Linked DNA regions of Homo sapiens: region 2 is linked to region 1. Evidence: chromatin loops called from intact Hi-C (ENCODE). Cell type or tissue: heart right ventricle. All regions are shown on one strand. Links, peaks and the distances in the headings refer to the core of each region. The heading gives the core; the rest is flanking DNA. Region 1 holds the start of MIR4708 (microRNA 4708). Region 2 has its middle 12 kb from the start of LINC02324.

What was found. Peaks named below come from ENCODE experiments on the same cell type or tissue, not always from the same donor. Only the 100,000 strongest peaks of a DNase experiment are listed, where the experiment ranks them.
Region 2: it touches region 1 in a loop (1.8-fold over the local background); 4 of 110 quality-filtered maps call a loop at or near these places.

The regions. Positions count from the first base shown.
Region 1 is chr14:65,328,085-65,344,988 of GRCh38, reverse strand. It overlaps MIR4708 (microRNA 4708), which reads left to right and starts at 9,806; the gene lies at 9,806-9,872. RefSeq lists enhancers at 8,558-8,707, 8,768-8,867, 13,821-14,431, 15,291-16,062. In heart right ventricle, for the core only: no CTCF peak of the experiment used is centred there; a DNase peak (open chromatin) is centred at 10,480.
Region 2 is chr14:65,228,279-65,239,492 of GRCh38, reverse strand. It overlaps the pseudogene LOC100420096. Among named protein-coding and RNA genes, the nearest start is that of LINC02324, 12 kb to the right of the region's middle. RefSeq lists an enhancer at 874-1,442 and a silencer at 10,481-10,530. In heart right ventricle, for the core only: no CTCF peak of the experiment used is centred there; DNase peaks (open chromatin) are centred at 8,872 and 9,634; H3K4me3 peaks cover 1,390 bases; H3K27ac peaks cover 3,807 bases.

The DNA of each region.
Region 1 (16,904 bases), core at 7,393-12,392:
GGTTTCAGGCAAAAGGAATCGCATGTGCAATGCTGTGGCAGTCACAGTTGATTGTCTGTCCCATAACCAATCCCTGTGTTCCTTGCAGTATGTCAATTATTTTGGGAAGGCATGGAGAGAGAGTGTCTACTACTACTTATATAATTTAGGGGGAATTCCTGACTAACATAAGCCAATCATCACGATCCCAGGATCCTTGCCAATTATTGGTTTAGGAATGAGTATAATAAGACCCGAGTCTGGCCAACGAAATTTCAGGAAAGAACTTCCAGGGAAAGAACTTCCAGGAACAGGCTTGGGAAAAGGTTTCCTTGTTCTTAAAGAGACTCATGGTAAGAAAGAGTCTGTTTTGGCCGGGCACGGTGGCTCACGCCTGCAATCCCAGACCTTTGGGAGGCCGAGGCGGGCCGATCACCTGAGGTCGGGAGTTTGAGATAAGCCTGGCCAGCATGGTGAAACCCTGTCTCTATAAAAATACAAAAATTAGCTGGGCATGGTAGCAGGCACCTGTAATCCCAGCTACTCTGGAAGCTGAGGCAGGAGAATCGCTTGAACCCAGGAGGCGGAGGCTGCAGTGAGTCGAGATTGCACCATTGGACTCCAGCCTGGGCAATGGAGCGAGACTCCATCTCAAAAAAAAAAAAAGAAAGAAAGAAACAGTTTGTTTCCTTCAGCTAGATACTTTACTGTGTCAGTGAAATTCCTGGCTGTAATGTGGTCATTTCGTGACCATGAGATAATCTACCTGGAGGGTGGCAAACCAGAAAGACAGAAAAACCAGGGACTTCAATGACTTTGTTGAGTAGCTGAATTAACCAACCCTAGAGCTACTCTATCCCATGACATGATGTCATCATGTAAGCTAATTGATTTTCCTCATCGTAAAAGTCAGTTGAGTCAGGGTTTTGTGTTACTTGCAGTCAAAATGAACTTAAACGAACTGGGCACAGTTGAGTGTACCTATATTACCAGCTATTTGGGAGGCTGAGGCAGGAGGATCACTTCAGCTGAGGAGTTCTAGGCCAGCCTGGACAACATAGTGAGACCCATCTCTTAAAATAATAATAATTAAATGAATGCAAAAGCTATAGAGATGGAAAAGGCATGTTCTGGGTTCTGCAACACAAAAATTGAGGTCCAGAGGCCAAATCATACTATACTACAAACTTTAGCTTCAACATGAGATACAAATGGCTGGTAAACATAAGAAAAACTTGACCACACTATTAAAGATAAAAGCACTTTGAAACTACAATGAGATGTCATTTTTCAACTCCAGATTGACTAAGATCAAAAAGCTTCATCATATCCAATATTGTCAAGAAGAAACCAGCACACCCATTTGTTGCTGAGGGGATGGTAAATGGCATAAATCTATGGCCAGGAATTTGGCAATAACTTTCAAACCAAAAATGAACTTGACCCGACAATTCCAGTTTTAGGTATTTATCCTACAGATATAGTTGCATGTATGGAAAATGACCTGCACAAGGATGCTAGCTACAGCATTGTTTGTAAAAGCAAATTGGCTAACAACTATTTAATTGTTCATTAATAAGGGAGTGATAAATTATTACATTCATATTGAATTATATGCCACCATTAAAAGGAATGAAAAAATTCTATACCTATTAATATGGAACTATATCAAATAAATATTATTAATCAAGAAAAGCAATATGTTAAATAGTACAGAATGGTATGCTACTAATGTTTTTTTTTTTTTTGATACATAGTTTCACTCTGTTGCCCAGGCTGGAGTGCAGTGGCCTGATCTCAGCTCACTGCAACCTCTGCCTCCTGGGTTCAAGCTGGTATGCTACTATTTATGTATACAGGGAAGAATATTTGAAAATACATAAGACACATTTGGAATAATCGCAAGAAACTGATAGCATCAGCTGCCCCAAGGAAAGGAATTAAGTGGATGGAAGTCAGGGGAGGAAGGGAGACTGACTTCCACCAGATACCTATACATACCTTCTGAATTTTGTGCCATGTACGTACATTGCGTATTCAAAATAATTCATTAACAGAAGGAGGACTTAATTCCCCAAATAAAAGGATATCTTAATTGGAAATATCACAACCTATTAAGCTCAAAAGAAATCGTTTGATTTTTTCTATAAATGCAAAAATGGCATTTAATATTCAATATACATTCATTTTTAAGGGCTAGTAGAGCTAGAATGAGTCTTCTTAATAAAGAGTACCTAATATTGGACATCATATTAAATTATGATTTTTGTAGAAGCCATTGTCAATCCTTAGAGATCACAATAAGTTGCCTCTAAAAAAAACTAGACAGAAAATTAATCTCAAAATTAAATTAGTAAGATCCTCATACCACAAATGTGATCAGCTACATATTTGAAGGTAAATATAAAGATTGTAATTTGTGACTGAAGAGATTAAGAAGAGAAGTATTCCAGTCCTGGTGTTCTGGGAATAATTTCTGAGAGGCAGAAGAAGAATGTAACAGTAATGCCTCAAACGGAAACTTGAACCCTAGTTGGAAAAAGACCTAGTGCATGTGGGGGAATTAGTCAATCAGGCAAACACATCAGTTCCCCCTAAACATGGCTAAGTGGGGAGGAATCTCTTTGCCAAGCAGACTTCCATGTATACTTCCAGACTTAGCCATAAGCTGCCTTAGCTGGGAGATAATTCTTGAAATTAGCTCACTCCTTGGTCTGATTTCATGTTTCTTAAGCATCTCTGGATAACCTGGCTGTCTCTGAGGTTTATCTAAGAAGAGAACATATAATGATCAGGCTGACTTGAGCATCCTAGTCCACTCAAAGATTGTATTTTAATTGTAAACTGCTAAACTTCAAAGTCCCATTCCAGTTTCAGAGGATCTCCCCCAATCCCCACCACTACCTCCCACCTTGGAATCAGCTAAGTTCCCAGTTGCAGCTCCATTGCAGGCCATCTTGCTACAGGTGTGTCTTCTGTAAAACACCCTCTGTAGACAACTCTCCATCTCAGAGTCCGTTTCTATGGCACCCAGTCTAAGATACAATGTATGTATGCAAAATATATGTATATACATACATTTCTTTATAAAGAAATCTATAAAACCTTCTATGTGATGGCCGGGCATGGTGGCTCACGCCTGTAATCCCAGCACTTTGGGAGGCCAAGGCGGACAGATCACCTGAGGTCAGGAGTTCAAGACCAGCCTGACCAACATGGAGAAATCCCATCTCTACTAAAAATACAAAATTAGCTGGGCGTGGTGGTGCATGCCTGTAATCCCAGCTACTCAGGAGGCTGAGGCAGGAGAATGGCTTGAACCCAGGAGGCAGAGGTTGTGGTGAGCTGAGATCGTACCATTGCACTCCATCCTGGACAACTAGAGCAAAACTCTGTCTCAAAAAAAAAAAAAAAAAAACTTCTATGTTGTCTGAAAAGATGTGAATGAATGGAAAAATAGAAGTTCCTAGATGGGAAACCTAAATATTATATAAATATGTGTTTCCTACAATTTAAGTTACATATTTAGCAGAATCTTGGTAAAAATCCCAGAAGGATGTTTTTAAACATATGACAAAAGAAAGGAATAAAAGGAAAATTCTAAACAGGCAAGAAAGAAAACAGGCCTGGCACAGTGACTCACACCTGTAATCCCAGCACTTTGGGAGGCCAAGGTGAGAGGATTGCTTGAGGCCAGAAGTTCGAGGCTGCAGTGAGCCATGGTTGCACAATGCACTCCAGCCTGGATAACAGAGAGAGACCTTGACTCAAAAGAAAAAAAAAGAAAGAAAATCTGTTGCAGAAGGGAATGAAAGAGGGTGAACGAGATCTATCAAAAGTAAAAACCTATAAAAAAAATAAAATATTGAAGTTTTTTCTTTTTAGAGATGGGGTCTCACTGTTACCCAACCTGGTCTTGAATTCCTGGCCTCAAGTAATCTCCCACCTTAGCCCCTAAAAGTGCTGGAATTACAGGCATGAGCCACCACACCTGGCTTCCTGTATTGAAGTCTTGATTTAAGAATAGACAGGCCGGGCGCGGTGGCTCACGCCTGTAATCCCAGCACTTTGGGACACCAAGGCGGGCGATCACGAGGTCAGGAGCTCAAGACCAGCCTGGCCAACAAGGCAAAACCCCATCTCTACTAAAAATACAAAAAATTAGCCAGGCATGGTGGCAGGCACCTAATCCCAGCTACTCGGGAGGCGGAGGCAGGAGAATTGCTGGAACCCGGGAGGAGGAGATTGCAGTGAGCCGAGATTACACCACTGCACTCCAGCTCTGGTGACAGAGCAAGACTCCATTTCAAAAAAAAAAAAAAAAGGATAGACAGATTGGCTAGTGACTGTAATCTCAGCATTTTGGGAGGCCGAAGCAGGCAGATCACCTGAGGTCAGGAGTTCAAGACCAGCCAGGCCAACGTGGTGAAACCCCGTCTCTACTAAAAATACAAAAATTAGCCAGGCTGGTGGCACACACCTGTAGTCTCAGCTACTCAGGAGGTTGAGGCAGAAGAATCACTTGAACCCAGGAGGTGGAGGTTGCAGTGAGCCAAGATTGTGCCAGCGCACTCCAGCCTGGGTGATAGAGTGAGACTCCATCTCAAAAAAAAAAAAAGACAGATTTCTGTAATATAATAGAAAGATCATATCAAATATACACCCTGATATGCTTTGGCTCTGTGTCCCCACCCAAATCAAATGCTGAATTGTAATTCCCATCGTTGGGAGAGGGACCTAGTGGGAGGTGATTGGATCATGGCAGTGGATTTCCCCCATGCTGTTCTCGCGATAGTGAGTGAACTCTCACAAGATCTGATGTTTTAAAAGTGTGTGGCACGTCCCCCCTCACTCATTAGCTCTCTCTTGCTCCACTATGGAAAGATGTGCTTTGCTTCCTCTTCACCTTCTGCCATAATTTTAAGTTTCCCCAGGCCTCCCAGTCATGCTTCCTGTTAAGCCTGTGGAACTGTGAGTCAAATCTCTTTTCTTCATAAATAACCCAGTGTATGATAAAGCTATCATGATACAATGAGATCAACAAATATTTTTCTTTTTCTTTTCTTTTTTTTCTTTTGAGACAAAGTCTTGCTATCACCCAGGCTGGAGTGCAGTGGCGCAATCTCAGCTCACTGAAACTTCCACCTCCCAGGTTCAAGTGATTCTCCTGCTCCCAAGTAGCTGGGATTATGGGCATACAACACCATTCCCGGCTAATCTCTCTATTTTTAGTAGAGACGGGGTTTCTCCATGTTGACCAGACTGGTCTCGAACTCCTGACCTCAGGTGATCTGCCCGCCTTGGCCTCCCAAAGTGCTGGGATTACAGGCATGAGCCACCATGGCTGGCCAAATATTTTTCAATAAATGGTGGATGGATAACTGACCAGCAGTTTAAGAGGGAAGGGAAGAATTGAGATCCACACCTTATATATTAAAATTAATTTTGTTTGATTTCAAGTCTTAAAAACATTTAATACTGTGAAGTTCAGAAGAAAATAGGATTGAAAATTTGTCAAAACAGTAGTGGGAAGATGACTCTATAATTATAAGCAATACTAATTGCTTATAGTATAAGCAATAGTACATTGCTTCTAGTATAGCAATATAGTATACTACACAGAAAATATTAAAGTACTTAACTACATAAAAATTTTTTTAGGCTGGGCACGATGGCTAACGCCTGTAATCCCAGCACTCTGGGAGGCCGAGGCGGGCGGATGACGAGATCAGGAGATCAAGACCATCCTGGCTAACACAGTGAAACCCCGTCTCTACTAAATACACAAAAAATTAGCCAGGCGAGGTGGCAGGCGCCTGTTGTCCCAGCTACCTGGGAGGCTGAGGCAGGAGAATGGCATGAACCCAGGAGGCGGAGGTTGCAGTGAGCCGAGATCACACCACTGCACTCCAGCCTGGGTGACCGAGTGAGACTCTGTCTCAAAAAAATTAAAAATTCTTTATAAATAAATTTTATATGTAATACATCACCAGAATTAACAACAAACAACATACCAGGAGTTATATTTACAACAAGAACTATGTCAAGAACTCAGATAAGTTGATAAGAATCCCATTAAGATCTCAGCTGATAACTGAATAAAAACTAACAAAACAATTAACAAAAGAACAAGTATTAACAAACACACAAAAGTAGTCAATTTTACTAATTATCAAAAAGAAGCAAATTAAAAGAAGCATGGTATTTTTTCACTAAATTAATTAAATTAACTTTATTAAATGAACTCCTTTACTAAATTAATCCCTACCAAATTAAAATGGAAATCCCTAAATCCAAACCCAGTAATATCAGGACCTGTATTCCTTGGGTAGTACCATAAATTGATGTAACCAATTAGGAAAGTAATTTTAAGTCCTAAAAATATTTATGCCCTTTGACCTAATAAATCTCTTTGGAGAATGAATCGAGAGCAGAGCAGCAGAAGCCTAAAGCCATTGCCAAAACTCACAGTTTCATCCTTTCATGCTTTCCCTGAATTAGGCCTTCCCAGACCCTATGCCTGTGCTGTTCAATACAGTAGCCACTGTCCACATGCACCCCTCTTTCCTCCACAAGGTAATAAACTCCATAAGAGGTACCCTGTCAATCTTGTTTCCTGCAGAATACTAGATCTTAGAACAGTGCCTGGCACACAGTAGGCGTCAACAAATACTTAGTGAATGAATTTATGAATGAATGTCAAGCTATTCCACCAATCCTCCCCAAATACGCTTTGAGCTTTCTTGTCTCCAAGAAAGTCTTGCCTCAAAGTGTTTGTTTTTGCCCTCTTCTAACCAGAATCTTTATTGCTTATCTAAAACGATGTACTTTGAGCTTCAAGTAGAAACTGCCCAACTCAAAAGCATTTCATGATAAGATTTTTTTTTTAATCTTACAAAAGAAATTCAGGGCCGGGCACGGTGGCTCACGCCTGTAATCCCAGCACTTTGGGAGGCTGAGGTGGGCAGATCACGAGGTCAGGAGATGGAGACCATCCTGGCTAACATGGTGAAACCCCATCTCTACTAAAAATACAAAAAATTAGCTGGGCATGGGGGCAGGCGCCTGTAGACCCAGCTACTTGGGAGGCTGAGGCAGGAGAATGGCGTGAACCCGGGAGGCAGAGCTTGCAGTGAGCCAAGATCACACCACTGCACTCCAGCCTGGGCGACAGAGCAAGACTCTGTCTCAAAAAAAAAAAAAAAAAATTCAGAAGTTGTGCAGTTCCAGGGTTGGGTAATTCCATAGCTCAGCAATGTTCTCAAGGAACCATGCTTGTCCACCTTTTCTCTCTGCCACTCTGCAGCTGTTGCCTTTACCTTCCTCTTTATGTTTGCAAGATGGCAATAGCAGTTCAAGCTCTATGTCCTTAACAACATCTCAAGGCCAGAGTACCTTGCTTCCTTTTGAAGACTTAGAGATTTTCCCAGACGTCCCTTCTGCAGTTTCCTTTTATGTTCCATTGTCCAGAACTATAGCATATGCCTTATTTATTTTATTTTATTTTATTTTATTTATTTTGAGACAGGGTCTCACTCTGTGGTCCAGGCTAGAGTGCAGTGGCTCAATCATGGCTCACTGCAGTGTCAAACACCTGAGCTCAAGCAATTCTCCCACCTCAGCCTCCTGAGTAGTTGGGACTAAAGGTACGCACCACCGTGCCCTGCTAATTTTATTTTTTATTTTTGTAGAGAGGAGGGCTCACTATATTGTCCAGGCTGGTCTCAAACTCCTGGACTCAAGCAATCCTCTCATCTTGGCTTCTCAAAGTATGGGAATTACAGGTATGAGCCACCATGCCCAGGCCAGTACATTCCCATTCTTAAACCAGCCCATTTCTAAACCAGTTACTGGCAAGAGTAGAAAATTTTCATGATTGGCCTAAAGAATCCAGATTCACCTTCCTTGGGCTGGCTGAGTCCCGCATCCCAGAGCTCCTGGTTGATATAACTGAAAGAAGTGGAACTAGGGTAGGAGGCTGCACTCCAGGAGATAAAATGGTCTCAAAATAAGCCCTTGAGACTTTTTATAAGTCACAAAATCCTACTAGTTTTTCAAAGTGCAGCTCAAATCTTGGGTCTTTCATTAATCTTTCCCTTATTATCTTAACCAGAAGCAGCCCATCCCTGCTATAAATTTAAAACCTTGAGTATCGGCCAAAAACACTGGAATCATTCCTGATTTCTCTCTTTATGTCATAAATCATAACCCTATATCTCATCTATCTTGTCTACTCTACCTTCATTATATATCAGAATCTAATCTCATCTCACCACCCTTAGTCTCTTCTCTCTGGTCCAAGCCACCATCATCTTCATCTCATCCCGGATTATTGCAGCACCCTTCTCACTGGCCTCACACTTCTCCTTGTGCACTCTTGGAGTCCATGCTCAGAGTGATCCTTCCAAGGTGTGAGTCCAATCATGTCACTGCTCTACTCAAAGCCCTCCAATGGCTTCAAAACAAAATCTAAAGTCCTTACCACCACTTGCAGGGTCCTCAGTGATCCACTCTGTCACCTCTCTCATGTCCTCTCCTGCCCACAGTCTCCTGCTCACTACTTTCCAGCTACACTGGCCTGCTTGTTCTTAGAACTCACCAAGCACACTCCTTCCTGAGAGCCTTCGTGCTTGCTGCTCGCCTTGCTTAGAAAATTCTTCACAGACTCAGATGACTCACTCCCTCCTTCTTCAGATTTTGACTCAAATGTCTCCTTACCAGAGAGGTCTTCTCTGATCTCCCATCTAAAAAACCACATTCTCTTAACCATGTCACTCTACCCTCCTTAATCTGCTTCATTTTCCTTCAAAGTACTTCCCAGAAGCTGGTGTATTATACATATTTATTTGCTGACACTCATCTTGGCCTCTCAAAGTATGTCTTGTCTCATTAGAACATAAGATCTAGGGGGTGGGGGAATAGGGGAGGGATAGCATTAGGAGAAATACCTAATGTAGATGACGGGTTGATGGGTGCAGCAAACCACCATGGCATGTATATACCTATGTAACAAAGCTGCATGTTGTGCACATTTATTCCAGAACCTAAAAATATATATATACATATATACACATATATACGTGTGTTCCTTATACATATATATATATAAGGAACATAAGATCCATAAAGCCAGGGGTTTTATCTGTTTTGCTCCCTGTTTTTTGAGACAGCCAAGTGTAAAGGGGTCCCCTGAGAAACTCCGACTGGCCTGCGCACTGGGAGAACAGGGTGGAGCTGCAGAAGTTCACACCCTTTGCAGCAGGAAGGAGCCTGGCCTCTCCTGATCCAGGGTAGTACATGGGATTCAATCAGTGAGGCAGGAAAAACCAGCAAGCAGGACTCTCACTTTGCTGAGAGTCCCTGTTTCCATTTATTTTCCTTTTTGCCCAATAAGTTCCATTCTTCTCACCCTTCAAAGTGTCTGCAAGCCTAATCTCTCATGGCTGTGTGACAAGAATCCGGCTTTTAGTTGAACTAAGGAGAAAGTCCTATAACACTTTAGCCTCAGAGCTTACAACAAAACATAATTAGTGCTCCATATATATTTGTTCAATACTTATGTATTCCCTTAATGTTTGTTATCTGTTGGGCATGGTCTCTAGCTGCTATCTTTACACACATCCTGTCTCTTCAACGGGAACATACGATTCTTAAAGGCCAGAGCTGAGTCTTAAAGCTCAAGGCCTTAACATAAAGAGGCCACTCCAAAGTGTATGTTGTTGACATTTGGAGGGAGGATACATTGGGGCAGTAACAGCTGTTGTTATGTTACCTACCCGCTCTTGGCAGGGCCCTGAGAAGCTGAGGTATGAGACACAACAGCATATTTAGGAGAGAGATGCCGCCTTGCTCCTTGAACAGGAGGAGCAAGGCGGCATCTCTCTGATACTAAAAGGAGAATACGGGAGCACCTTTCTTACCTACATTTCCCCTGGAACTAGTCTTTCCACTTGCAAGTTTGTTTACAATTCCACGTTCTTTGCAACTGAATGGGGCCTCACCCTCATTAATTGGTGGCAAAGGTCACTCCTTAACAGATGCTAAACAGAAGCAGAGCAAAGTTAAGGGTGGCTAAGGTCACACAGAGTCGTTGCTCAAATTTAGGAAGGAAACCCACCTAGTGTGAGGTGGGGCCCCAGGAGGGGCATCTGAGCCCCAAGAGAGCAGCTCTCTTTAGCCCCTGCTCTAGTTTCTTTGCAGTTCTCCTAAAGAAGTTCACCAGCAAGGCCATTTACCAGACACCAGGGAATCAGGCCACTTTCAAATGTTGATAGCATTACGCTTGCCAGAGGAGAAAGGGACAAGTGAGGAGACTGAAGACAGTGCTTTCAAGAAAAAGAAGAAAAAGATATTGAATGTGCACTCGCTAAGCCAAAAAAGCAAATGCCAGGAAGAACCGTGAGCCTTGTTTGAAGCCAAGTCTGCGCAGAAGAGTCCCAGGTGTAGGGAAGGAGGAGCTGAGGTGGTCTGAGGACGCACAGCAAATGCCCTGGGGGGTGGGGCGGGAGGAGAGAACATATTTTAAGCAACCTTAAAAGACTCGTTTTAGCATTCCGCAGGAAATGAAAAGCAGATGTGTTGGTTTGGAACTTGTTTACATATTTGGCCTCTGAGAAGCTTCCAGGACAGTTAGGACTGGAGAGAAGGGGTATTTTAGGCAAATGCTATAGTCTCCACTTGGAGAGAGTGGGGCCCTTCATTGGCTCACCTGCTTCCTGAGAAGCAAGCATTTAGGCTGAAAGACCATCATTGTCCCTAAGACAGGTCTGGCTAGAATAAACCAGGATTTGATATACAGAACTGGTCTCCTTGTACCTTCTTACAGAAACTAAGGGTTGTTGCACCTCCTCTCTTGCTTTCAAGTCACACCCACTGGGCAGAGAAGTGAAATCAGAGGCCTGGACATTGGGAGGATGATGGGATGGTTCACACCAAAGGTCCTGAGATTTGCAGAAGGCTTGTTAGAATACAGATTACTGGGTCTCACCAGCTCAGCCGAGCTAAGATGAGGCCAGTGGCTACACACTGGAATCATCTGGAGATTAAAATAGACTGATAGCTGAGCCCTGTTCCCACAGATTCTGATATTAATTGGTCTGGGGTGTGACTTAGGCATTTTTTAAAAATTATTTTTAATATATAATAGAGAGGGGGTCTTACCATGTTGCCTAGCTGGTCTCAAACTCCTGGCCTCAAGCAGTCCTCCTGACTCAGCCTCCCAAAGAGCTGGGATTATAGGCGTGAGCAACCATGCCCAGCTGACTTGGGCATTGTTTAAAGCTCTCCAGATAATTATAAGGTATAGCCAAGGTTGAGAACCATTGAACTATTTATCTTTTACCTGCTCTCATCATTCCATCCCTAGATTAACTTCAATTTACCTTCATAACATGTTCACAAGGTGGTTAGGACCACAGGAGACCGTGGGATCTAAATTAGGCATAAACCTGGATTTAGAGAAGGGGCTAAAAGAATATTGCTCTCAGAGACATCAACTATCAAAAAATCTATGTAAATGCAGGCAATTCCCCTTTTTTGTAGTATGTCCAGGAAATGGCGCTCCTTAAAAGATATTTTTTAGTTGCTAAGGGACAGGAAAAGTAGCAATCTTTAACACTTATTGAGCATTTATTATGTGCCAAGTACTCTTCCAAGTGCTTTCATTTTAAATTAATTTAATTTCCACAACAGCTCAATGATGTTGGAGCTGTTATTTTCCCCATTTAGCAAATGAGGAAACTGAGATACTAGGAGATGAACTAATTTGTCCAAAATCACACAATTAGTCAGTGGTAGAGCTGGCTTTCAAATTTTGGTGTGCCTCTGAATTACGGAGACTACGGAGACTCCGCTGAGAAAGAAAAATAGCTCAGATCAGTCTGAGCTATGTGAAGTATACAAAATTTATCAAGCCTGGAGAGACAGGAGTATGGGACTTCAGTCACATCTCTGCGCCCATGTCCAGGGCAACTGTGTAAAGGCATTTTGTTCCTGCTTAACTGCCTTACCCATTATCTTCATGTTGGAATTTGTGATGCAAAGAATAACACATACCCAATCAATAGCTTATGTTATTTTAGTATAAATTCTTGGTAAACAATTTAGGAGCTGCCTCTTCTTTATTCCTTAAAAATCCTCTTGTAGCTATTTCTAATCAGAGTGTGGGTTTAGGGCAACTTGAATCTATGCTCTTGGGTGGCCACCCTCAAGCTTTGAGCTTGAATAAACTTGAAGCCATCTTCACCATGTTAACAAGAATTCTGGACAGAAATATAGTTATGATTAAGCATTAATTAGGCTGCACTGTGGCTCACTTCCTTGTAACAACAGGAAGTGAAAGTTGTGGAGTACTAGATCCTGACCACTTGCATCCTCATTGTTCCTACAGATAGTATTTCTGTCTGAGGTTAGAATCATCAGGCCTCTGATTAAGATAGATAGAATCTCTGACATTAGAATCATAAGGCTTTTGTTTAAGAATTGCTTAAGATGTTTTTCAGATCCCAAATTTGAGCTGATGCCAACAAGTTTGAAGACCCCCAGAGGAGAGCAGAATCAGCATGAGAATATAGTTTCTTCATCTCCCTGTTCTATGACTTCATCCTGCACCCTTGGGCCAAGCAAAGATCTCCACACTTCAGCCCACTCCAAAATCACTAAAAATTCTAGACCCAAATTCCTTGGAGAGACTGATTTGAGGTTTCCTCCCATCACATTCAGCTGCCCTACAATTAAACCTCTTTCTCTCTTGCAACTAGGTGTTTCAGCGTATTGACTTGCTATGCACATTGGGCAATGAAACGATTATGGTTACAAACTCTATATTTAATCATCTCTTCAGAATCTCATTAATTTAGGTTGTGAACCCCAAATATCTGAGACAGGTCTCAATTTAGAAACTTTATTTTTTCAAGGTTAAGGATGCACCCGTGACACAGCCTCAGGAAGTCCCATGACATGTGCCCAAGGTGGTCGGGGCACAGCTTGGTTTCATACATTTTAGGAAGACATAAGACGTCAATCAATATATGTAAGATGTACATTGGTTCAATCAGAAAGGTGGGACAACTTGAAGCAGGGAGGGGGCCTCCAGGTCATAGATAGACAAACATTCTTTTGAGTTTCCAATTACCCTTTCCAAAAGAAGCAATCAGATATGCATTTATCTCAGTGAGCAGAGGGATGACTTTGCGTTCTGTTTGTCCTTTGTCCAAAAGGAATTTCCTTGTAGACAAATTGTGAGGCAGGTATATAGCTTTTTTATCTTAGTAGCTATCTCCTTTAAGGAATAGAATGGGAGGCATGTTTGCCCTAAGCAGCTCCCAGCTTGACTTTTCTCTTTGGGGGGGTCCAAAGATTTATTTTCCTTTCACAAGGTTGACACTGTTCAAAATACTAATGACCAGGCTCTAACCGAGACCAACTGGATCAGGATCTCCTGGAGTGGATCTTTATCAAAATTATTATTATTATTATTATTATTATTATTATTATTATTATTGAGATGGAGGCTCACTCTGTCACCCAGGCTGGAGCGCAGTGGCGTGATCTCAGCTCACTGCAACCCTCCACCTCTTGGGTTCAAGCGATTGTCCTGCCTCAGCCTCCTGAGTAGCTGGGATGACAGGCACGCACCACCATACCCGGCTAATTTTTGTATTTTAGTGGAGACAGGGTTTCACCATGTTGGCCAAGCTGGTCTCAAACTCCTGACCTCAAGTGATCAACCTGCCTTGGCCTCCCAAAGTGCTGGGATTACAGGCGAGAACCTGGCATATCAAAATTATTTTTAACAAATCTCCTAGAGAGTTAGTTGTTGGACAAGATATGAGGCCACTGTTGGGGGTTATTTATTTATTTAGAGACAAGATCCCTCTGTTACCCAGGCTGGATTGTAGTGGCACTGTCATGGCTCACTGCAGCCTCAACTTCCTGGGCTCAAGTGATCCTTCTGCCACAGCCTCCCAAGTAGCTAGGACTACATGTACACACCACCATGCCCAGCTGATTTTTTTGTTTTTTGTAGAGACAGAGTCTCACCATGTTGCCCAGACTGGTCTAGAACTCCTGGCCTCAAGTGATTCTGCCTTGGCCTCCCAAATTTCTGGGATTACAGGCTTGAGCCACTGTGCCCAGCCTCACTGTTGGGGTTTAAAATGAAGACTTTGGAATCAGGTTATCCTAGGTTCATTATTTTGCCACCACTTACAACTGGAATCTTTTAACAAATTCCCCATTCTCCCTTTGAATTTTCATTTCCTCATCTGCGTTGGAATGATTATACTTAGTTCTTGAGATTGTTCTGAAGATTACATGGGTTTAAGGTACTTAGCATAAAAATAGAGGCTGGAACATTGCAACTCCAGAAGGTATTTTGAGACATTAAACAGGTCCTCCCTTCTACCATCAACAAAACACACTTCACCACATTCTACTGCTCTGCAGACCCAGGCATGCCCTGCCCCAGGGAAAAGTGAGGTTATCATAGCTGGAATGCCAAGAAAAAGAAAGTCAGTGGTTAACTTTTGAGATTCAAATGAGATTGCTGAACACAAGACCTAGATTTGAGAGAAAATACTTTTTGAGCATTCAGGAACTCTTTGGCCCTAAATCGTTATTTTGAACCAAATAAGAACGGTCTGAAAGAACTCTCCCCACTCCTCCATGCAAGATTACCAGCCCCTAGATACTTTCGTAGGGTTATCTAGACTGGAGAGATGTGTGGTCTCCAAGGAAGGCCCCTATCATCTTCCCAGGGTGAATTATTTTAGCAGAGAGGGAACTCTGGCTGGCAAGTAGAACACAAGATAAGCCTTGAGGAAACTAAGAATAGAGGAAATTTGTGTCTACTTCCTATCTAGGGAGGGCAGCTGACCCCACACATTTGCTTATGCTACAGTGATATGGGGTCAACAGAGCACAGATGGTTGTTCGGGTGATGGGGGAGAGAGCTCAGTGACAGCCTTGTTTCTGGCTGTGGTAGCTGTGGGAAAGTAGCTGGACTGCCCCACTGTCATGCCGAGAAGTGCTCAGAGGTGAGCTGAGAGGGAGAGTTGGCAGCTCAAAGTGGTCATGCCATGGAGAAACAATGATGGATGGCAGTGCAAACCAAAAATTCTAAGCCCCCAGCCACCTGAATGGACCTCCTCATCTCAGCAAAGGACATTCCAATGTTAACCTGAAAAGTTAGTTCAGGCCATGATGGGAAGGGGGGTCAGACATGCTTCATCATACCTTCCTCTCTTTGAGTATTCAGGAAAAGCTGACCAGCATTAACATCAGCACAGACCTTAAGACTTGTTAACAGACTAAGTCTGACAAACATTTACAGTCTATTCCCTCTGAAGTCTGCTGCCTGGAGGCCTCACCTGCATGACAAAATCTTGGTCTCTACAACCCCTTATCTTAACCCAGGCATTCTTTTTTCTGAGACAGGGTCTCGCTCTGTCACCCAGTCTGGAGTGCAGTGGCGCAGTCTCACTCACTGCAACCTCTGCTTCCTGGGCTCAAGCAATTCTCCTGCCTCCACTTCCAAGTAGCTGGGATTGCAGGCGTGAGCCACCACCCCAGCTCATTTTTGTATTTTTTGTAGAGATGGCATTTCATCACGTTGCCCGGGCTGGTCTTGAACACCTGAGCTCAAGTGATCTGCTCACCTCAGCCTCCCACAGTGCTGGGATTACAGGCATGAGCCACTGCACCTGGCCCAGACATACCTTTCTATTGATAATAACTCTTTCAACCAACTGCCAATCAGAAAATCTTTGAATCTGCCTATGACCTAGAAGCCCCTGCTTCTGGTTGTCCTTTCTGAACCAAACCAATGTACATCTTACAGGTATTGACTGATATCTTATGTCTCCCTAAGGTGTATAAAACCAAGCTGTAGCCTGACCACCTTGGGAACATGTTGTCAGAAACATCTCCTGAGGGCTGTGTCATGGGCCATTGGCCACTCATATTTGGCTCAGAATAAATTTCTTCAAATAGTTTACAGAGTTTGACCCTTTGTCAATAGCAGCATGAGCTGAGCAAACTAGATGGGCATACAGCTGCTTTAGAGGACAACACGGGGCTATGCTAGTATCTCTGGATGCCCAGGGATGAGCTGTTCCCCATCTCTGGAGCTACCAACTCCGAGCACATGGTGTTACAAGGGTTCCTCCTTCCCACTCTCCTACAATTGAGATTCCAGCTAAAGGAGATCAAGGGAGAGAGGATGAGTATGAATGAATGAATTTCCTACTGGATTAATTTTTCTGCATTACACAGAATGAGAGTCTAAGATCAAAATTGTGTTCTGTTTTAGAAAATCACAGATGTATCCGTACATATCTAAAACTATCTCATAAAATTAATGCCTGCTAATCATTAGAACTATCAAGCTTCCCAAAACTCAGCAAGATGAGCAAGACGTAGTATGGCTCCCTAAAAAGTAGCACAACAATCAATACGAAATAGATTGAATCAGCAGATATCTTTAAAATGGCAGTGTGTTTACAAGGAGTTTTGAGTGACATAAAAACATTGAAAATTAAATATTGAGGACAGGCGCAGGCTCATGCCTATAATCCCAGCACTTTGGGAGGCCAAGGCGGGCAGGGGTCAGGGGTTTGAGACCAGCCTGGCCAACATGGTGAAACCCCGTCTCCACTAAAAATACAAAATTAGCCAGGCATGGTGATTGGTGCCTGTAATCCCAGGTACTCGGTAGGCTGAGGCAGGAGAATTGCTTTAACCTAGGAGACAGAGTTTGCAGTAAGCAGAGATGGAACCACTGTACTCCAGCCTGGGTGACAGAGTGAGACTCCGTCTCAAAAAATAATAATAATAAAAATAAATAAACATTGAAAAAGGGGAGTGGAAGCCCAGCATTATTGCAACACTGTCTAGGGAAGAAAGACACTGTGTCTGTTAGACTGGAT
Region 2 (11,214 bases), core at 6,127-11,126, 100 kb after region 1:
CCTTGGCTTGCAGGGCTGGGCTTCCTAAGCCTGCTTCTGATCCCCTTTGTGCATGAGCGTCTCCTCTCGGCACTGCCATGGGACAGTAACATAGCCACTCATGAACTATCCTGGGGTCTCCTTCCCAGTCTACTTGAGCAATTCTGCTGAGCGGCCAAGTGACTGACTCAACAGCTCTGATGGAGACCAGGACACATTCCTTCCAATCACCTCACGGCAGCCTCCTCTGGAAAGGGCAGGATACCACTGGGAAAAGAGAAGCCACAGCTATCTTAAAGAGAGTTTCCTAATAGCCATTACATAAGGGCTCATGTGACAGCCTCTTCCACCCAGTGGTCCTGAGCGGCCAGGGAGGCTATCTACCCATGTGAGGTATTTGAGGGGGCCCAGTAACACCCCCTACCAACCCAAGTCCTCCACCAGCTGAGAAATAGGACAAATTAGTTAACAAATGGAGACCCTATTTATTACTGATATAAATGCTGATATTGAGTAATAATATATTTCTGTCTTAGGGCTGCCTAATACCAAAGCCCAGAATGAGTTAGAACTGGCACCCAGGCTGGGCACAGTGGCTCACTCCTGTAATCCCAGCACTTTGGGAGGCCTAGGTGGGTGGATCACTTCAGCTCAGGAGTTAGAGATCAGCCTGGGCAACATGGTGAGACCACATCTCTACAAAAAATAAATTAGCCGGGTGTGATGGTGCATGCCCGTAGTCCCAGCTACTAAGGAGGCTGAAGTGGGAAGATCACCTCAGCCTGGGAGGTCAAGGCTGCAGTGAGTCATGTTTACCACTGCATTCCAGTCTGGGTGATGGAGCAAGACCCTGTGTCAAAAAAAAAAAAAAAAAAAAGAAAAGAAAAGAAAGAAAAAGAAAAAGAAAGAATAGGCGCTCAGGTAGTGCTGGGGAGGGCAGGCCTCTCTACAGGGGGAGGTAGCGCCACTTCATCGCACAACAATGTAGAAAGACCGGCCCCTAAGAAGAAAGAAAGAGGAAGGCATTGAAATAGGCCAAATTTCTCCTAAACTCACCAGTGGAATTCAGTCACCCCTCCTGTCATTCAGGGATAGCTGACATATTCTAACTGTGTAATTTGAATAAAAATCTAATAAGAGGATTCTTCACAAAAGTGTGGGCAGAGCATGGAGAATCCACAAAGGACAGTGCAATATCCCAGAGCTGAAATGGAGGCAGAGGGAGCAGTTACCAGAATCCGAAGAAAGAGAAGCATCTGATAGGAGGGACCGCCTTCAGTCAAGGGGTGTTCTGTGGCCAGCCTGCTGCCACCTGCGGGAAGGGAGTGTGGGGTTCATATCCTCCTCCCTACAAGGGAGGCCAGAAGATAAGAGATCCCGCTCATGTAATCCATATAGGTCACCGTGTGGGCATAGAGCTGGCTGAACAAAGGCAAAGGGAAGTTAACTGTTGTGTCCTCCTCCCTGGGAAGGCGTGACTATAGGGCAGACAGAAGCCAGGAGGGCTCCCTTAGGAGAGTTCCCTGCCCAGGGAAGGACATATCAGGAAGGGGAAAGAAGCAGTCCTTCCCAATGATCCACACTTGCAAAAGCACCTTGTTTAGGCTCACACAGCTAGGGAGTGATGGGGCTGAGAGTGCCTCCTGTCTCCTAGCTGGGGGCCCTCTGCATGGATGGTTTATCTCTTAAACTTCTTATTGATCCAAGAGTGGATTGTTGGGAGCCCCTGTTCAGCAATCTCTGCACTAGTTCAAAAATTTCTGTTCGTGGGCGGGAGGGGGACAGTGGAGTTGGGAGAGGTGGGCAGGAAGGAAAGAGATTGTCTTAGTCAGTTTGGGATGCTATAACGAAATACCTTAGACTGGGTAATGTATAAACACTAGAAATGTATTGCTCACACTTCTGGAGGCTGAGAAGTCCACGTTCAAAGCATCAGCAGATTAAATGTCTGGTGAGAGCCTGCTGTTCAAGATGAACATAGATGGTTCCTTTTATGTGTCCCCATATGGCTGAAGGGGAGAACAAGCTCCCTCAGGCCTCTTAAGGACACTCATCCCATTTGTGAGGATGAAGCCGTCCTTCCCTATATGCTTCCAAACACCACACCTCTCAATAGGATCCCACTGGGGATTAAGTTTCAACACAAGAATGTTGAGGAGACACAAACCTTCAGACCACAGCAGAGATAAAGAGGGAAAAAATGGTATTTGTGGGTTTTGTTTTTGTTTTGCCTTTGAAAATTCCCTGGAGGGAAATAATCTACTGTTAAAATCAATCTTTCTCCTTTGCTCCTGTCTCTCTCTGTCTCTCCCCACTTCTTTCTCTCCTATCTCTCTCTCTCCCCTCCCACTTCTTTCTCTCTTCCAATTCCTGCATCTCTTTCACAATCACCCCAGAAGTTCCCTCCCTCCCCTCCTGTGTTCCTGTGTGACCTCCCAACCCCAGGCAGGAGATGGCAGTGATTCTAAAAGAAGATGAGGGGCTATGACACCCTGCAGAGGCCTGAGGTCTCAGACAGACCCAAGGAACTTGCACCAAAGTTTCCTGTCACCCAGTTTCAGCACTATTCTATGGCCCAGCTATCTCTGATGAGAAACAATTCAAATTCTTTTTCAGCTCCTCAGAAGGTAGCATTTATAGGCCTGCTGGCTAAAATATTCACAATCAGTTCCTTTCCATGAGCAAAGGTGGTGGAATCTGGGAGATCAAAGCAAAAAAAAAAAAAAAGTCATTCCCAGAATCCCTTTGTTCAGCTAAACAAAGTTTTAGGTGCCAGGTTTTATGCCTGAGGCAAGAACTGAAAGCTAGAGAAGTCCTCATCCCTGCTCTTGGGTCATTCACAGTCTGGCTTCTCACTGCTGAACTTTTCTGGAACACACCTGGTCATTGCATTGGCTAGCCAAATAAGGCCACATCTGGAGATGGACCTTCCCACGTCACCCTCCAAGAGAAGTAGTACATCGGCTTCCTCTCGGAGTCATAAATGTTCTGAATGGAGTAAGTCCACAGAGATTCCTCGACTGGAGACGGAAACAGGCCTAGAAAGGAGAAGGGTTTGAGCACAGGTCACATGCCCACAGCTGGTGGCTGTGCTGGGCCTGGGCGTGTTTTCCGTTCCCCCACATCACCCTGCTTCCTTAGCATTCCTGGGAGCTGATGTAGCTGGGACTACAGGCGCCCGCCACCATGCCCGGCTAATTTTTTGTATTTTTAGTAGAGACGGGGCTTCACCGTGTTAGCCAGGATGGTCTCGACCTCCAGACCTCGTGATCTGCCTGCCTCAGCCTCCCAAAGTGCTGGAATTACAGGCGTGAGCCACCATGCCCGGCCGGAGCCAGAGTTCTTAACTATGGAAGAGGGAAGATATAATTATGGGTGGGTTAGATTGGAACTGGATGTGTTAGTATGAACTAATGATTTCTAAAATCCAAACACACATACACCACAACCACCACCATTACCACTGCTGTGAAGACATGGAACACCTGCGTCATAATCTCTCCACCCCGGGCAACCTCTGATTTGCTTTCTGTGTCTTTTTTCTCTGGTTGTTGTTTTGTTTTGTTTTTGGTTTTTTTTTGGAGACGGAGTCTTGCACTGTCGCCTGGGCTGGAGTGCAGTGGCACCATATTGGCTCACTGCAAGCTCTGCCTCCCAGGTTCACGCCATTCTCCTGCCTCAGCCTCCCGAGTAGCTGGGATTACAGTTACCCGCCACCACACCCAGCTAATTTTTTGTATTTTTAGTACAGATGGGGTTTCACCGTGTTGGCCAAGCTGGTCTCAAACTCCTGACCTCATGATCCACCCACTTTGGCCTCCCATAGTGCTGGGATGACAGGCATGAGCCACTGTGCCCGGCCTCTCTGGTTGTTTTAAAGACTTTCTTTGTATCATTGGTTTTCAGCAATTTGACTGCCTTCATGTAGTTTTCTTTGTATTTATTCTGCTAGGGGAATGGTTAAATTTCTTGACTCTATGGGTTGAAATTGGAAGGTTTTTCAACTATTACTTCGTCAAATATTTTTTTCTGCCTCTTGCCTCTTGCCATATACATGTACTCCCATTACATGTATATCAGACCTTGAGATGTCCCACAGATCACTGAGACTTTGCTCCTTCTTTTTCTTTGTGTGCTGCCTTTTGGATAGTTTCTATGGCTATGTCTTCAAGTTCCTTTGCAGTACCTAATTTTTCATCTCAGATGTATTTTTTCAGTTCTAAAAGTTCCATTTGTTTCCTTTTTATAGTTTCTATTTCTCTCTTCATTATATTTATGTTTTCCTTTAAATCTTTGAGCATACGTACAATAGCTGCTTTAAGTTTCTTGCCTACTAATTGCATCATCTCTCTCAGTACATTTTTCCTGCTTTTTCGGATGTCAGGAAACTTTTTAGACACTGGAGCCCAGCTCTCCCACTATACTATGAGGTTGTGGAAAACTGCAGTTTCAATGACCACTGCAATCTCTTAATACACTCATTCCAAGAGTGTTCTCCTGGGCAGTGCAACCCCAACAGCAGAGAGCTATGTAGCCCCTGCTGTAGCAGAGCCAGGGCCCCAATGCCTGCTGAGAGCTGGGACAGGACCCCGTGGTGCTGCAGAGAGGTCAGTCCGAACCCAAGGGGTACTGCCCTCTAACACTTGGAAAGCTGAGCACCCCTTGCTCCTAGGAGTCCAACTCACCAGTGAGTTCTAATGTCTCGTTGACCTCAGTGTGCATCTCTCAGTATGCCTTGCTAAGTTTAGTCTTACCCTTGGTGCTGATACTGCTCCTGACCTTGCCAGTGAAGTGGTCCTCCTTCTCTCTCTGCTGAGGGACCTCTGCTGGCCCAAGGGAAAAGCCAACCCCCTTCCCTGTCCTGGCTTGGTTGGCAGAGGACCCAACATCCACTCCCTCTCCTCCTCACGCTTGTCCTCCCCAGGCGCCTTGGAGGCATTGGAGACAGGATGCAGGGAAGGAGCCCCCTCTGCTTCCACTACTGAGCAGGGATTAGTCCAGAAGGTACCCAGGAGGGGAAAGGTGGACTGAAAGACTGCTTTTCCTCCCCTTTAACCCTCCCTTCTGTCTCTACAAAAATCAAATCAAAATGGATTAATGACTTAAATCTAAGACCTCAAACTATAAAACTACTAAAAGAAAACATTGGGGAAACTCTCCAGGACATTGGTTGGGGAAGATATTTCTTGAGTAATACCCCACAAGCACAGACAACCAAAGCAAAAATGGACAAATGGGATCACGTCAAGTTAACAAGCTTCTGCACAGCAAAGGAAACAACCAACAAAGTGAAGAGACAACCTACGGAACGGGAGAAAATATTTGCAAATTACCCATCTGACAAAGGATTAACAATCAGAATATAGAAGGAGCTCAAACAACTCTACAGGAAAATAAATCTAATACTCCAATAAAAAATGCCCAAAAGACTTGAATGGGCATTTCTCAAAAGAAGTCATAAATGGCAAACAGGTATATGAAAAGGTGCTCAACATCACAGATAATCAAAGAAATGCAGATCAAAACCACAGTGAGATATCATCTCACCCCAGTCAAAATGGGTTATATACAAAAGACAGGCAATAATAAATGCTGGTGAGGATGTGGAGAAAAGAGAATCCATGTACAGTGTTGGTGGGAATGTAAATTAGTACAAGCACTCTGAAGGACAGTTTGGAGGTTCTTCAAAAAACTAAAAATATAGCTACCATATGGTCCAGCAATCCCACTGCTGGGTATGAACCTAAAAGAAAGGAAATCAGTGTATTGAAGAGATGTCTGCACTCCCATGTTTGTTGCAGCACTGTCACAATAGCCAAGATTTGAAACCAACCTAAATATCCATCCACAGATGAATGCATAAGGAAAACGTGGTAGATATACACAATGGAGTACTATTCAGCTTTGAGAAAGAATGAGATCCTATCATTTGCAACATGGCTGGAACTGGAGGTCATTATGTTAAATGAAATAAGCCAGGCACAGAAAGACAAACATTACATGTTCTGACTTATTTGTGGGATGTAAAAATCAAAACAATTGAACTCATGGAGATAAGTCAGTTAGAAGGACGGTTACCAGAGGCTGGGAAGGCTTGTGGCGGGGGGCAGGGAGGAGATGGGGGAGAGGTAGAGTAGGGTAATGGGTACCAAAAAAAAGTTGGAAAGAATGAATAAGACCTAGTATTTGATAGAATAGGGAGACTATAATAAAAAATAATTTAATTATACATTCTAAAATAACTAAAAGAATGTAATTAGATTGCTTGTAACACAAAGGATAAATGCTTGAGGAGAAGGATATGCCATTTTCCATGATGGGATTATTATGCATTCCATGCTTGTATCAAAGTATCTCATGTACCGCATAAATATATACACAACTATGTAACCCCAAAAATGAAAAATTAAAAATTTTTTTAAAACGAAGTTTCACTCTTGTCACCCAGGCTGGAGTGCAATGGCACCATCTTGGCTCACGGCAACCTCCACCTCCTAGGTTCAAGCGATTCTCCTGCCTCAGCCTCCTGAGTAGCTGAGATTACAGGCATGTGCCACCATGCCGGACTAATTTTTGTATTTTTAGTAGAGATGGGGTTTCACCATGTTGGCCAAGGCTAGTCTCGAACTCCTGACCTCAGGTGACCCACCCGCCTCGGCCTCCCAAAGTGCTGGGATTACAGGCATGAGCCACCATGCCCGGCCCAAAAAAAAATTTTAAAGAAACTTTTTAGGCCCGGTGTGGTGGCTCATGCCTGTAACTCCAGCACTTTAGGAGGCTGAGGCAGGAGGATCACGAGGTCAGGAGATTGAGACTATCCTGGCTAACACGGTGAAACCCCGTCTCTACTAAAAATACAAAAAATTAGCCGGGCATGGTGGTGGGCGCCCGTAGTCCCAGCTGCTAGGGAGGCTGAGACAGGAGAATGGCATGAACCCGGGAGGCGGAGCTTGCAGTGAGCAGAGATCACGCCACTGCACTCCAGCCTGGGTGACAGAGCAAGACTCCGCCTAAAAAAAAAAAACTTTTTAGTGGATGCTGAACATTATAAGGGTTATGGTGTTGAGAGACTGTCCTTTTTATTTTAGTGAGGTAGTTTAAGTTTCTTAATGATCATCATGATCCTTTTGGGGCTTGTTTTCAAGCTTTGTGAGAGCAGGCCTAGAGAAACCTTCTCTCTAGAGCTAGTTAAGTCTTACTCCTAAGGCCTAGGTTTTCTGGGGTCTCTACTAAATGTCCCAGGTGTTCAGTGAGACCCCACTGAACTATTTATTTTAGCTGGCTACAATAGTTTATTATATTTAATAATAAATAGTTTATTATTATAAATAAATAATTTATTCTAGCTGGCTAGCTGGCTAGAGCTCAAAAAACTTCCAACTACGTATAGGCTTCTGGAAGCGCTCAGTTTATAGCTCACCAGTATTTGTTATTTCCCATTGTTGCTATTTATCCAGACTCATGGAGCCTTACCATGGGCATGTGTAGCCTAGTATTCAACCAAATACTTTAGACAAGTACTTTTGTCAAGTGTCTAGAGGTCTTTGTGCAGTTCTCTCCTCCCTGGTAATCTGCCTGGCAAATTCCAACCACCTTGGGTCTCTGTCTCCTCAACTCAGCAAGACTTCTGTGTTCTGCTTGGCTTCCCGTCTCCAGGTAGTAGTCTGGAATGTGCTTCTAGGCAAAAAGCTGCGGCAATGTAGGGATCGCCTCATTTGTTTCACTTCTCTCAGGAAATATCTGAGATGTGTGAACACAGTCGTTTCATGTACTTTGTCTAGTTTTCTAGATGTTTACCATGGGACGGCTGGTTCAGTATCTGCCTGTTTGCTTTCTGATCACATGAATTCACATGCAGTCTTTCTCTACTCCTGGGCAGCTTCACCTGAACTTCCTCCTTCTTTTCATGCACATAAGTGAAATAAGTGCTTAAAACCAAAGGTCCTGGATTTTAGACACTACTGGAGCCCGCTGGACTAGGAGCCTTGCTTTATCTTAGCCTCATAAAACTGACCCTCTGAGGATTTGAGAAAGTTAATCCTAATCCCCAATGCTAAAGGACACATTATCTCCTAGATGCAGCCAAACAATCACAGGGCACCATTGTATTCTTTTAAATCAAACACCCTGTTTCTTGCAGATATAAATTAGCATTATTTTAAAAGGTTGAAGAAGATACACCAAAATATTAACAGTGATTATCTCTGTGGAATGAACTTTTGGGTTTCTTTTTGCTCTTCTTGGAGTTTTCAATTTTTTTTTTGGCTTTTATCATTATTATAATTTTTTTATTTTTTATTTTTTGAGAAGGAGTCTCGCTGTGTCACCCAGGCTGGAGTGCAGTGGCGCAATCTCAGCTCACTGCAACCCCCACCTCCCAGGTTCAAGCAATTCTCCTGCCTCAGCCTCTCCAGTAGCTGGAATTACAGGCGCCTGCCACCACGCCCGGCTAATTTTTGTATTTTTGGTAGAGACAGGGTTTATACATGTTTGCCAGGCTGGTCTTGAACTCCTGACCTCAAGTGATCCGCCCACCTCCACCTTCCAAAGTGCTAGGATTACAGGCTTTTATCATTATTTCTAATTGACACATAATAATTGTACATATTTATGGGAAACTGTGATATTTTGATACATGTATACAGTGTATGAGTTTCAATTTTTAAAATAAACATGCAATACCTTAAAAATTTTTTAATGTTTTAAATGTACTTATTTTTCTGACTCTGTTGCTTGAATCAGAAGTATGCTATTTTTATAATAAGAAAAAGAATTATGCCCTATAGTTGTGTACTCCTCCCACTCAATGACATTTCATTGTGCCTTAGTACAAATAATAGAGGCCAGGGGTGTAACTGATGGTTGATACGGAGCTCACCTGGATGACAGCCAAGTTCTGCCCCCACTCAACAGAAGAACAGGCCTATTGAATTCTGACTCCCTCCCTTCCCTCCTGTCCCCAAACAAAACGTTATTTGAAGAGTTTCCTTGTTCTCCAAGCAAATGAGAGCAGTCCAGAAAAACATTTCTCTCTCAGAAGCTTTTCCAGAAGTTTCCGATAAAGCTAAGACTCCCAGAAGAGCGTAAGTCAAGTAGCCAAGAGAAAGAGGAGTGACTGCCGGTTTCCGCGGGGCATCAGCGTGGGTTCCTGGGCATTGCTCCCCATCATGCAGTCTAACGGCAGAGGAGAGGACAGCCTTCCTGCTACCGGGAATCTTACAGCTGCCTGCCCCCCAACTCTACTTCCCCTTTAAAACAAAAAACAAAAACCCGCTCCTCAGAATCCAGACCAGAAACGATGGAGACATTAGCATACTCTGGCAAGCAGCCCGATGGATAATAGATAACAGGTTATCCAGGAAATAATTAGAAGTCTGCGCCCACACGGATCAGTTGCAGACACTGACCCCGTCATTCAGGATGTGGCCCTGAAAGTAAAGAGCCCTTTCTTCTTTCACTTTCAGGGGTTGGGAAAATGTCAGGCCTCTCTCCCTTCTTTTATGCCGTGACAAGTTAACAAGTGCTGAGTTTCAAATAGGCACTTAAGCCCCCTGAGCAAAGTAAAGTGGTTCTCACAGAGCCAGGGAGACCAACAGGTCCTCTCCCGTGAACCCCTAGGGCTGGGCGGGCCCACGGAGGAAGGGAGCCACGGATCAGGCGCGCTGCTCAGTCAGGAGGCCATAGCCGGCTTTCTCTTTCACCTCCCCTGTGGCTCCGACCTTCTTTCCCTCCGCGCCCACATTTCTGCCCCGGCCCAGCCCCTTGCATATTCCACCCCCGGCTGCAGAGGGAGGTCTTTTTAGCCCTGCTGTCTCCCTGCACTCCTACCCAGCCCTCTTCACAGCCCCCCTCCGCTGCCTCCCCACATTCTTCTTGTTTGATTGGGGTGGAGGGAGGCAAGATTCAGAAATAAAGCTTTTGTTTATATTTAAGGAATTCAATGGGTGTTCACTGCTATAGCTCTCTTTTGTGTTGTGTCATTGTTGCTTTCCATAATGGCTTCCAAAACTATTTTCTCTTCCAACCCTCCCTATCCTTAACCCCCACTAAGATGTGTGGAATTTGAATGTAGACAGGAACACAATGACAGATTGAGGCTTTCTCACTTTCTCTCGAGTGGATGGAGAAACCTAATAATTCTCATAATAAATATCCTGTGAAATCAGTCAAATCAACCTTCTTTTTTCCTGTCTTTGGATAGCTCTATTTTTCCCGTCTTTGGATAGCTCTATTTTTCCCACATAAACTCAATAGTAATAATTAACTCCCATGTTTTGAGCACGAACACGTGCTGGGCTGTGCTAAGCATTTTCTGTGCAATGCCTTAGCCCTTTCCACAGGCCTGTCTTACTATTCCCATTTTACAGATGAAAAAACTGAGCCCTTGCACAGATGCAATGACCTGGCCGTTTTTTGGTCTGTTTTGTGGGGGGTTTTTTTTAAAGGTAGAAATAGCAGAGCTGGGATTCGGATTACTATCAGATTCCAAACTTCCACCATTATACAATACTTACACCATACCAAACCTACACCATGCTAACAAGCACACTACACACCTACATCATCCTAACTTACATCACACTGACTCTTTTAAGGAAGGAGCAGGTGACAGTCCTATGTCCTGGAAGATGGGCTAAAGGGCTGGCTCTACAGAGGAAGGAATCAGAAGCCAGGTGTCATGGCATCCAGAATCTTCCATCACAGTTTGCCAAATGCTCCAAAGCTTCACCTCATTTCAACCTCACCAAAACCCCATAAGTCAGGCATGATTTTTCACTACCCCACCATCACTTGGTGTTACAAGTAAGGTTTAAACTGAGAGTCACAGAAGTGATTTGCCTGAGGTCATTCAGCTGATAAGTGGAGGTAGAATGTGGTTTTGCACTCAGGCTTTCAGTTCTCAAATCTTCACTGATCTTACTACACTCTTCTGCCTTTCAGCAATCCCTGAGTTAGGCTTCTCAAAACAATTCGATGAATGATACCAGGCTCCCTGGGTCGGCTTATTTGGTAGTCAATAGTTGGAAAAGTACAGTGAGTAATTGAGAGTGTGGATTCTAGAAGCAAATTGCTCTATCATTTGCAAGTTATGTGACCTTCAGCAAGTCTCGGTGCCTCAGTTTCCTCATCTATAAAGTAAGGAATCATAACAGCACCTACTTTTTGTTTTTTTGAGACAGAGTTTCACTCTTGTTGCCCAGGCTGGAGTGCAATGGCGTGATCTCAGCTCACCAC